Linked DNA regions of Homo sapiens: region 2 is linked to region 1. A link is an interaction called in ENCODE POLR2A ChIA-PET data of the cell type or tissue named here. Cell type or tissue: K562. All regions are shown on one strand. Links, peaks and the distances in the headings refer to the core of each region. The heading gives the core; the rest is flanking DNA.

What was found. Peaks named below come from ENCODE experiments on the same cell type or tissue, not always from the same donor. Only the 100,000 strongest peaks of a DNase experiment are listed, where the experiment ranks them.
Region 2: POLR2A ChIA-PET joins it to region 1 with 5 read pairs; 3 of 35 experiments call an interaction of 5 or more read pairs at or near these places.

What each region holds. Positions count from the first base shown.
Region 1 is chr5:138,568,951-138,572,950 of GRCh38, forward strand. HSPA9 (heat shock protein family A (Hsp70) member 9) reads right to left here. Exons shown (of 17, transcript NM_004134.7): 4 at 2,010-2,191; 5 at 1-99. LOC105379193 (a long non-coding RNA gene) reads left to right here and starts at 2,128. Exons shown (of 3, transcript XR_001742900.1): 1 at 2,128-2,216. In K562, for the core only: no CTCF peak of the experiment used is centred there; no DNase peak of the experiment used is centred there.
Region 2 is chr5:139,234,802-139,242,730 of GRCh38, forward strand. No RefSeq gene overlaps it. Among named protein-coding and RNA genes, the nearest start is that of SNHG4, 35 kb to the right of the region's middle. In K562, for the core only: no CTCF peak of the experiment used is centred there; no DNase peak of the experiment used is centred there.

The sequences.
Region 1 (4,000 bases), core at 1-4,000:
ACAAATGCTCCAATCTGACTCGGAGAATACAATTTCCCATGAGCCTCAACCCAGGCATCACCATTGGAGGCACGGACAATTTTAAAGGGAACATTTTTACTGTAAGACACAAAAATTCTATTAGAGAAAACTACCTGAACAACTTACCATGACAAAATTACCACATACCATGAACATCCATCTTCCACCCCAAGAGACTCATTCATGGCCAACAAATGACAGTTTGTGAAATTCTTTAGAAAGCAATCACTAACATGGTTTATGAGAATTACAAGGCAAAATGAAATAAATAAATAAAAAGAAAGCAATCACTAACATATAAAAACATTATGATGAAACCTCAACATTCTTTATTTAGCGCCCCAGGCAGAAGATTTTTGCAGCCACTTTAGAATAATTTGATGAAACCGTTACTGTATGATCCAGCAATTCTACTCTCTAAGACAAATGGAAATATTTATGTCCACACAAAAACTTGTACACAAATGTTTATGGCAGCATTATTTCTAATAGCCAAAAAGCAGAAACAGCTCAAATGTCCATCACTTGACAAATGGATAAACAAAATGTGCTGTATGTCCATACAGTATAGTATTATTTGGCCATAAAAAGGAATGCAGTACTGACACATGCTACAACATGGATGAACCTTGAAAACATGCTAAGTGAAAGAAGCCAGTCATAGAGGTCCACGCAACTCCATGCATACAGAATTCATATTCTACTCAAGCTCAATAAAGCTGTTTAAATTTTTAAAAATATTTAGTTTATATATATATAGACAGAGACACACACAGTCTTGCCTTGTTGGCCTAGATGGTCTTAAACTCAGCCTCAGACAGTCTTTCCACCTCTGCCTCCTAAAGTGCTAGGATTACAGACATGAGCCACTGCTCTAGGCCTAAAACATTTTGTATACAACAGGAAACTCTACCTATGCTTCTAGTTTTTTTTTTTTTTGAGACAGGGTTTCACTGCTATTACTCAGACTGGAGTGCAATGGCATGATCTCAGCTCACTGGAACCTCCGCCCCTCAACGCTCAAGCCTCACTAGTAGCTGGGACTATAGGCGCGCACCACCGAGCTTGGCTCTTTTTTGTATTTTTTGCAGAGGTGGCTTTTCCCCAAGTTGTCCAGGCTGGTCTCGAACTCCTGAGCTCACCTCAGCCTCCCAAAGTGTTAGGATTACAGGTGTGAGTCACCCCACCGAGCCTCTAGTATGTCTATTTTAGAAAAAGGCAGGCTGGGCATGGTGGCTCACGCCTGTAATCCCAATAATTTGGGAGGCTGGGGTGGAAGGGTCAGTTGAGTCCAGGAGTTCAACACCAACTTGGGCAACATAGTGAGCCCCGTTTCTATTGGGAGGGGGGAAGAAAAAAGAAAAATCAAGTCTTTTTCTGTACTGGATCAACACATGATAGAACCTATGCCATTTCTGCCTTATGTATTCAACACTGAACTATGTGGTTTAGGAATGCTTTGCAAATTTTCATGTATCATGTCAATACATAGCAAAGACCTAATCTGTAAAGACAAAAATGAATTTTTTTCTTTTGAGACAGAGTCTCAGCAGCCCAGGCTGGAGTGCAGTGGCAGTGATCTCGGCTCACCGCAACCACCGTCTCCCGGGTTCAAGTGATTCTCCCGTCTCAGCCTCCTGAGTAGCCGGGATTACAGGCACCCACCATCATGCACAGCTAATTTTTGTATTTTAGTAGAGACAGGGTTTCACCATGTTGGCCAGGCTGGTCTTGAACTCCTGACTTCAGGTGATCCACCCACCTCGGCCTCCCAAAGTGCTAGGATTACAGGTGTGAGCCACTGCACTGGCCAAAAATGAATTTTTTAAAGGGATTACCCTTTTGGCAGTGGTACAGATTTCCCCTAGGGACAATAAGTAAAATTACTAAAGTAAGGTGCTCCAGGGATCCTCATCAACATGCTGAGGCTCTTCTGTGTGGCCCTTGCAAATAACTGCTTTTTGCAAAAAACTTTTGCTGTTACTCACATGTCTTTCTGTACTTCAGGATCATCATATCGCCGGCCAATGAGACGCTTGGTAGCATAAAATGTATTGTTTGGGTTGGTGACAGCCTGTCGCTTGGCCGGCATTCCAACAAGTCGCTCACCATCTGCTGTAAAGGCCACAACTGAAGGGGTGGTTCTGGCACCTTCGGCATTCTCCAGCACCTAAACTCCCAAAATGTGATAGAGAGTAAGTTTGTAGTTATCACTGGTATGTTTTTTGAGATGGAGTCTCACTCTGTCGCTAAGGCTGGAGTACAATGGCACAATCTTGGCTCACTGCAACCTCCGCATCCTGGGTTCAAGCGATTCTTCTGTCTCAGCCTCCCTAGTAGCTGGTACTATAGGCGTGCACCACCACACCAAGCTAATTTTTCGGCATTTTTTAGTAGAGACGGGGGTTTCACCATTTTGGCCAGGCTGGTCTCGAACTCCTGACCTCAGGTGATCTGCCCGCCTCAGCCTCCCGAAGTGTTGCGATACAGGCATGAGCCAATACGCCCAGCCTATTACTGGTATGTTTGCAGCAATCATTTAAGACACAGAAACAGCTCCCAAATTGCGAAACAAATGCACATCAACAATACTACCGGGCATGCTTTACTGCTGATAGTTAATGAACAGTAGATATTTAGTTAAGGTATCTTTAGCCCTTTACTTTCAAACTACTATTTTTTTTTTTTTTTTGAGAGGGAGTCTCGCTCTTGTCACCCAGACTGGAGTGCAGTGGCGCGATCTCGGCTCACTGCAAACTCCCTGTCCTGGGTTCAATTCTCCTACTTCAGCCTCCTGAGTAGCTGGGATTACAGGTGCCTGCCACCACACCCAACTAATTTTGTGTGTGTGTGTGTGTGTGTGTACTTTTAGTAGAGATGGGGTTTTGCCAAGTTGGCCAGGCTGGTCTCGAACTCCTGACCTCAGGCGATCCGCCCACCTTGGCCTCCCAAAATGCTGGGATTACAGGCTTGAGGCACTGCGCCTGGCTTTTTTTTTTTTTTTTGAGACAGAGTCTCACTGTCACCTAGGCTGGAGTGCAGTGGCACTGTCACGGCTCACTGCAGCATTGACCTGCCAGCCTCAGCTGATCCTCCCACCTTAGCCTCCAGAGTAGCTGGGACTACAGGGGCACACCACTATGCCCGGCTAATTTTTTGTAGAGACAGTGTTTTGCTATGTTGCCTAGGGTGATCTTCAACTCCCACACTCAAGTGGCCTCCCCAAGTGTTGGGATTACAGGCATGACCCACCAGGCCTGGCCCTGATTTACATTTTAAAAACTGCTTTGGTTGCTTAAGACTCTTGTCAGGTGAACCTTTGTAGTGCTGATAATTGTATGTATCTAACTTCCCAGAAAAGGATTTAAATGTGGTATAGAGGTAGGACTACTAATTTACTATTAAGAGGGGTGGGAATGGCTTGCACTGTTTGGTTACTCTGGTAACCACCAAAGTGCTGCATTTTCTAAATTGAAACAAAGTTGGGTGTGCAGAGACAGACTAGAAGTGGAGCTTCATCTCTGAAGTAATGCATGTTGTTCATTGGAGCAGGCTATTTCTTTTGAAGCCTCCTTACTCTGTACATGCAACCTTTATTCCCACCGGGTTCTTAGCAAGATTTAGAACACCTGGAATTCTTGACTCTTGCTTCTTCCATTCATGGCCTCTTTTGCTTTCATACTTCCTTTCCCCCCAATCTCCTCTTCTGAAATAACCTGAACTGTCTATGGTCTTCTTATCCCACTTGTTTGGCACCAAGAGATTATTCCTTCTCTTGGCCCTAATTTGGGCTTCTTGGCATTTTTCCTATATGCCTGATATCTGTGGCCAACCCCCCAAAAAACTTAGAAGTAGATATAATTCTCCATGTGGAAGTAAAGATTCTTGTCCCAACATTGGGTATGAAAAACCTGATCTATAGTCTCTTCTTTTTTTTTTTTTGAGACAAAGTCTCGCTCTGTCACCCAGGCTGGAGTAC
Region 2 (7,929 bases), core at 1,981-5,980, 670 kb after region 1:
CAGCTACTCAGGAGGCTGAGGCAGGAGAATTGCTTGAACCCAGGAGGCAGAGGTTGTAGTGAGCCAAGATCATGCCATTGCACTCCAGCCTGGGCAACAAGAGCAAAACTCCATCTCAAAAAACAAAAACAAAATACAAAATATAAAATTAGCTGGGCGTGTTGGCACATGCCTGTGATCCCAGCTACTTGGGAAGCTAAGGCAAGAGAATTGCCTGAACCTGGGAGGCGGAGGATGCAGTGAGCTCAGATCACACCATTGCACTCCAGCCTGGGCAACAAGAGCGAAACTCTGTCTCAAAATAAATAGATAAATAATTAAAACAAACAAACATAGAAAAGGTACAGTAAAAATACAGTATTATAATCATTTTTTTTTTTTGAGATGGAGTTTCACTTTTGACACCCAGGCTGGAGTGAGATGGCGTGATCTTGGCTCACTGCAAACTCTGCCTCCTGGGTTCAAGCGATTCTCCTGCCTCAGCCTCCCGAGTAGCTGGGATTACAGGTGCCTGCCACCATGCCTGGCTAATTTTTCTATTTTTAGTAGAGACAGGGTTTCATCATGTTGGCCAGGCTGGTCTCGAACTCCTGACCTCAAGTGATCCACCCACCTCAGCCTCCCAAAGTGTTGGCATTACAGGCATGAGCCACTGCGACCAGCCACAGGATTATAATCTTAAGGGACGACCATTGTATATCTGGTCCATTCCTGACCAACATGTTATTATGCATATGCAATACTTTTTGGTAGCAACAGGGTTTTGCCATGTTGCCTGGGCTGGTCTGGAACTCTTGAGCTCAAGCGATCCCCCCGCCTCAGCCTCCCAAAGTGTTGGGATTATAGGCGTGAGCCACCGTGCCTGCAGCTGGCCTAGATATGTTTAGATACACAGATGCTTACCAGTGTGTCATACATTCAGTATGGTGACATGCCATACAGGTTTGTAACCTTGGAGCAATAGGCTATACCATAAAGCCTAGGTGTGTGGTGGGCTATCCCATCTAGGTTTTTTTTTTTTTTTGAGACGAAGTCTTGCTCTGTCGCCCAGGCTGGAGTGCAGTGGCATGATCTTGGCTCACTGTAGCCTCCAACTCCTGGGTTAAAGCAATTCTCCTACCTCAGCCTCCCAAGTAGCTGTGACTACAGGCCTGCACCACTATGACCCACTAATTTTTGTATTTTTTTGTTTGTTTGTTTGTTTGTTTTTGAGATGGAGTTTCACTCTTGTTGCCTAGGCTGGAGTGCAATGGCATGATCTCGGCTCACTGCAACCTCTGCCTCCTGGGTTCAAGCGATTCTACTTCCTCAGCCTCCTGAGTAGCTGGGACTACAGGCACATGCCACTGCCCCCGACTAATTTTTGTAGTCTTTTGTAGAGATGGGGTTTTGCCATGTTGACTAGGCTGGTCTCGAACTCCTGACCTCAGGTGATCCACCCACCTTGGCCTCCCAAAGTGCTAGGATTACAGGCGTGAGCCACCATGCCCAGCCCCCATCTAGGTTTCTATGATGTTTGCACAATGACAAAATCACCTTACAACTCATTTCTCAGAGGGTATCTCCATTGTCAAGCAAGTCATGACTGTGTACAATTGATTTAGCCATTCTCTCATTGGTGCGTATTTGGGTTATTTCCAACTTGGGGCTATTATGAGGAAGATTTCTTTGAACATGTCTTTTTGTAGATGTATGCACTCATTTATCTTCAGTAGTTACCTAGGAGTAGATTAATAGGTAATACAAAAGGTGTATGTTTAGCTTTAATAGAAACTGCCAGGTACCTGCCAGGTTACCTAAGTGCATGTATCAGTTTACATTCCCACTAGCAGCTGGTGAGTATTACAGTTGCTCCATATCCTTGTCTACACTTGGTGTTGTCAGAATTTTGGCATTCTGGTTGGTATGTAATGGTATCTCAATGTGGATTTAATTTGCATTTCTGAAATTGCCTTTGTAAAATTATGAGAGTAAAAGAAGTCTGACATGGCTCATTCTATCTCGCTTCTAACCTGTAAACCATCTCTGCTCATTCTTGAGCATAGGCCAAGCCAACCATGGGAGGAATTATAGTTGATAGTTTAACTTGAAAGCAAGGATGATAATAGTCCTTGCCTAAAACCAGCCACCTCCTTGCTCAGGGACCAAAAACCAGCTTTGTAAAACTAATGAAAGACCACGAGATTAGGATTATGGGAGGAGGCTCAATTCTGCTAAAATGTCGGCATAGTTTCTATAATCCCTTACTACTCAGGAGTCATGTGACCAGAGGCCACAGGATTTGTGACTTCCCCAATTGCTCCTATAGATAACATCACTATTGTAGAATCTAAGATTGATCTTTTGAGATTATTTTAGATATTTTGGCAAACAACTGATCCTGCCCAATCCTGAGACTCATGACTTAATGGGTCCTGTGACCCCACTCAAAGGCAGACTCAGTGCAGGAGAACTGTTTTCCACACCCCAGTGATTTCATGCCCAACCAATCTGCAGCACCCATTCCCTGGCTCTCTGCCCACCAAATTGTCCATCAAAACCATCATCTCTGAGTTCTTAGAGAGATTTCAGTTCTCCTGTGCGGCCTTGCATCAATTAAACTTTTTTGTTGTTGAGACAGGATTTTGCTCTGTCACCCAGGCTGGAGTGCAGTGGCACAATCTCAGCTTACTGCAGCCTCAACTTCCTGGGCCCAAGTGATCCTCCCACCTCAGCCTCCTGAGTAGCGGGGACCACAAGCACTCACCACTTTCCTAGCTTTTTATTATTTATTTATTTTGGTAGAGATAGGGTCTCCCTCTGTTGCTCAGGCTGGAAACTCTTTCTTTGCTGCTATACCACAGTTTCAGTGAACTGGTTTTGTCTGTGCAGTGGGAAGGAAGAACTTGTTGAGTGATTACATTTCCTCAAAGAATAATAATGTTGAGTACCTTCTCTCTTTTTTTTCATGAATAAAATAGGATTCATTTTTTTTAACACCTTCTCATTGGACAACTTTGAGAAGAAGGCAGATAAGATTTGTCTTAATAGTCTTTTTTTTTTTTTTTTTTGAAACGAAGTCTCACTCTATTGCCCAGGCTAGAGTGCAGTGGCACAATCTCAGCTCACTGCAACCTTCACCTCCTGGGTTCAAGCAATTCTCCTGCCTCAGCCTCCCCAGTAGTTGAGATTACAGGTGCCCACCACTGTGCCCAGTTAATTTTGGTATTTTTAGTAGACACAAGGTTTTGCCATATTGGCCAGGCTGGTCTTGAACTCCTAACCTCAGGTGATCTGCCCTCCTCCGCCTCCCTAAATGCTGGGATTACAGGCGTGAGCCACTGCACCTGGTCTTGACTTAATTTTTTTTTTTTTTTTGAGACATAGTTTTGCTCTGTTGCCCAGGCTGGAGTGCAATGGCGTGATCTTGGCTCACTGCAACCTCCACCTCCCACCTCCCAGGTTCAAGCGATTTTCCTGCCTTAGCCTCCAGAGTAGCTGGGATTACAGGCGTGCGCCACCACACCCAGCTAATTTTGTATTTTTAGTGGAGATGGGGTTTCACCATGTTGGTCTGGCAGCTTCGAACTCCTGATCTCAGGTGATCCGCCTGCCTCAGCCTCCCAAAGTGCTGGGATTACAGGCATGAGCCACCTCGCCTGGCTGGTAGGTGTGATTCTTGATGGCACACAGGAAGAAGACTACTCTGACTACTGAGTTGAAAATAGACTATAAAGTAAGGTGGAAGAGGATGATGGCTCAGACCAGAGTGGTAATGACAAAGTGGGTGTGAAGTGGTCAGATGCAGAATATATTTTGAAGACACTGCTTACAGAACTGACAGATTCTGTGGGGACTAAGAGAAAGAAAGGGGTCAGGGGTCATCCCTAGGTATTTGACTTGAGCAAAAAGGTAAATAGAGATACTGCTTGGAGAGAATTGGGTCCTAAGCAGGTCCAGGGGATGGTGGACAAGGAATCAAGAATTCTGTTTTGGACATATCAAGTTTGAGATTCCTATTAGACATACAAGTGGAGACGTCAAGTAGGCATTAGATATCTGAGTCTGGAGCTCAGAAGACAGGGTTCAAGCTAGAGATATAAATTGAGAGTTGTCAGCATTGATAGTACTTAAAGATTAGTGCTGGAGAACATAACTTAGAAATGAGCATGGACAGAAGACAACTCCATGGGCATTCAACACTCAGAGGATGAAGCCGTCCTCACAGGGTTAACAAGAATTCTGGACAGAAACACAGTTTAAGCATTAATCAGGCTGCACTCTGACCTTCTTCCTTGTAACTGAAAGTCACATAACACTAGATACTGACCATCTGCATCCTTGTTGTTCCTATAGATAGGATGTCTCACATTAGAATCATCAGGCTACTATTTAAGAATTGCTTAAGGAGGCGGAGCTTGCAGTGAGCAGAGATAGCGCCACTGCACTCCGGCCTGGGCGAAAGAGCGAGACTCCGTCTCAAAAAAAAAAAAAAAAAAAAAAAGAATTGCTTCAGTAGATCCTGAATTCCAGCAGAACAGCTGATACTAACTGGTTTAAAGACCCCGCAGAGGAATCAAATCGGCATCAAAATTGTTTCTTCATCTCCCTGTCCCATAACTTCACCCTGCACTCTTCGACCAATCCACAGTCTCCATACTTTGGCCCACTCCAAAACCTTTAAAAACCCTCGCCCCGGCCGGGCGCGGTGGCTCACAGCTGTAATCCCAGCACTCTGGGAGGCCGAGGCGGGCAGATCACAAGGTCAGGAGATTGAGATCATCCTGGCTAACACGGTGAAACCCCGTCTCTACTAAAAATACAAAAAATTAGCCGGGCGTGGTGGCGGGCGCCTGTAGTCCCAGCTACTTGAGAGGCTAAGACAGGAGAATGGCATGAACCCGGGAGGCGGAGCTTGCAGTGAACCAAGATTGCGCCACTGCACTCCAGCCTGGGCAACAGAACAAGACTCCGTCTCAAGACAAAACAAAACGAAACAAAACCCTAGTCCCAAATTCCTAAGGGAGATGGATTTAAGAATTCCTCCCATTTCCTCATTCAGCAGCCCTATGATTAAACCTCTTTCTCTGCTGCAACCTGGTGTCTCAGCACATTGACTTGCCATGTGCATCAGTCAACAGAGCTATGAAGTTATAACGACATGAAGACAGGGGAAGGAGCTGCTAGGAAAACAGGAGGAAAACCAAGGGAATGTTGGTGCCCAGGAAGCCAAGTGAAGAGTGTGTTTCAAGAGGAAGGGTATGTATGATAAACTAGGTCAAATGTTGCTTAGACCTTGAATAAATGACAGCTGAAAATTGAATAGATTTGGCAAGAGGCTTCAAGTTGCTTCTTATTCAAGAGAGGAGCTAAGAAAAGTGAGGAAGAAAAGGGACCACCTGTATTGCTCTGGGAAAAAGCCAGAATATAATCCTTAACCAGGCTGAGGGTGAGGGTGGGGGATATTTAGAGAAAGAAGATGAAATGCTCCAGATTGTCCACATCAAATGCCTGTGTCTCAAGCCATCAGCCCAAACAAGGCAATTACTGAATCTTCTGGCTAGAAGGATCATCACTGAACAAAAGAATCCCTCGTCTTCCAGGGAACTACAGCCAAACTAACCACAGGTCTTAAAAATCCTATCCTTTAGTCTCCACCATTTATTATCTCCAAAACTTATTAGGTCCCTGGTGGGGAGGGGAGGATCTTGCAAAGAGAAGGGCTTCCTGGCTGAAGGGATCATTCTGGGATTTTATTCCTTCATTCATTAGGTATTTATGGAACCCCTATTATGGTCTCAGTAGTCTACAGATACTATGAAATCAGCAGAGAGCAAATCAGACAAAACTCCCTGCCCTCAGGGAGCTGATAGCCTCCACCGTCCCTGTACTTTCCTCTAGTCTCATTCTCTTTCTTCCACGCTCAAAGGCCCTACCTAAGGTTATCAGGCAGAATTGGACAGGTCCACCCATTACCCCCTGAGCCTTCAGAGGACATAAAAACTCTCCCTTTTAGAACAAAGTACAAAGATCAGCTCCCTTCTCAGAAGGTGAATTTTCCTCAGGGCCAAACTCACATCTGGAGTGCAATTAGTTTGGATGTCACCGCAGTTACCATGTTGGCTCCAGACAAAGCCCAGTCACAATTGAGGACAGGATTTTAAATCACAACTTTCCAGAGTCTCATTAGGTAATTGATGCTGATCACATTGCTTAACGGGGACCCATAAAATGCTTGCTATTTATATTACAATGGGTAGAGAAAAGGCTCAACTAACCAGATAACTAACAGATGATATGAGGGACTAGACCAAGGGGTATAAAGAGGAACGGAGACCTGGTGAAGTTTGCCTGTCTCTGTGTTTTAACTTTTTGTTGGTGAAAATTATTTGACCAGATTCAGAAGAGACTGTGCCCTGGTCTTCACAAAGCCCAAAGCCGCTCTTCCCAAGAGCAAGAGACTGAGATAAGAATTGTCATTTAATAGGATTTTCTACAGCTGGCTAAATCGTTTGCTAAGTGAGCAATTTCAATCATCCTTTCTCTATCCGCTAGGAGGGAGTTAAGCTCATTTCTCTTCTATCCTGTACCCCCACCTCTCATAGCCTCACTCCCTCACCAGTTATTAGCTGGAAAGATGGTCTGGTTGAGGTACAGAAGGCACAGATTGTAGCAAAACACTTTGGGCCAAGCTGAGTTCGCCACATCATGAGGCTGTAAGAGTCAACCCCATTCCCCACCCTGCACACCCCACAGCACCCTTAGGGACCCATGAACACCCTCTATATGCCAGTCTCTCCAGAACAGAGGTCCCAGGGCAGGCCAATTCCCCTGATACTCACCAAGAAGGGTTGTAACACTTCCCACTGCAGAAAAGGGGTGGGAATGAGATTCATTTATTTCCATTATTGAGACTTTTCTTGGGGCTTTTATTTTATTGGGGCTTTTCAACAGGGAGCTTTCATTAAATCCCATAAACCAAGGCATATAAGGCATCCTCATAACCACCAGGTATTTGGAAGAGATCCTGGGGAGAAGAGGAAGATGATATGGGGAGGTAAAAAGCCAGGCCATCTACCAACATATGGGCTGAAATTGTGGTTAATAGAGTATGTACCTGTTGAGTTAGAATTCATTTTTCCTGAGATTCTGCCTCTTGATTGGCCTGGGACCTCCCCACCCCTGGATTCACTTCGGCTTGCTCCATATGGATGCCTATTCTTCCTTTCTCCTCTTCCTCCTCTTCTCTTCTCTCTGTCCCCTCTTATATGCTTTTCTTTTCTCCATTTGCACTGGAATGGAGAGATGGTATGGTGTCTTGGCTAAAGGCAAGGGCTTTCTCCCCAAATTGATCTACAGCTTCAACAGAATCTCTATCAAAATCTCAGCTGGTTTCCTTGCAGAAATTGACAAGCTGATCCTAAAAATTATATGGAAATGCAAGAGACCTAGAATAACCAAAACAATCTTGAAAAAGAACAAAGTTTGAGGATTAAGGCTTTCTGATTTCAAACCTTACTACAAATCTATAATAATCAAGACAGTGTAGTACTGGCCTAAAGACAGACTTGTAGATCAATGGAATAGATTTGAGGTGACAAGCAGTGGGTAGCACACACCTGTAGTACCAGCTATGTGGGAAGGTGAAGTGGGATGATCACTTGAGCCCAGGAGTTCAAGACCAGCCTGGGTAATATAGCAAGATCTTGTCTCTATTAAAAAATAAAATAATTTTTAAAATAACAAAAATAAAGATGGGCAAAGGATCTGAACGGACATTTCACTAAAGAAGATCTGCAAGGCTGGGCGTGGTGGCTCATGCCTGGAATTCCAACACTTTGGGAGGCCGAGGCAGGCGGATCACAAGGTCAGGAGTTCGAGACCAGCCTGACCAACATGGTGAAACCCTGTCTGTACTAAAAATACAAAAATTAGCCAGGCATGGTGGCA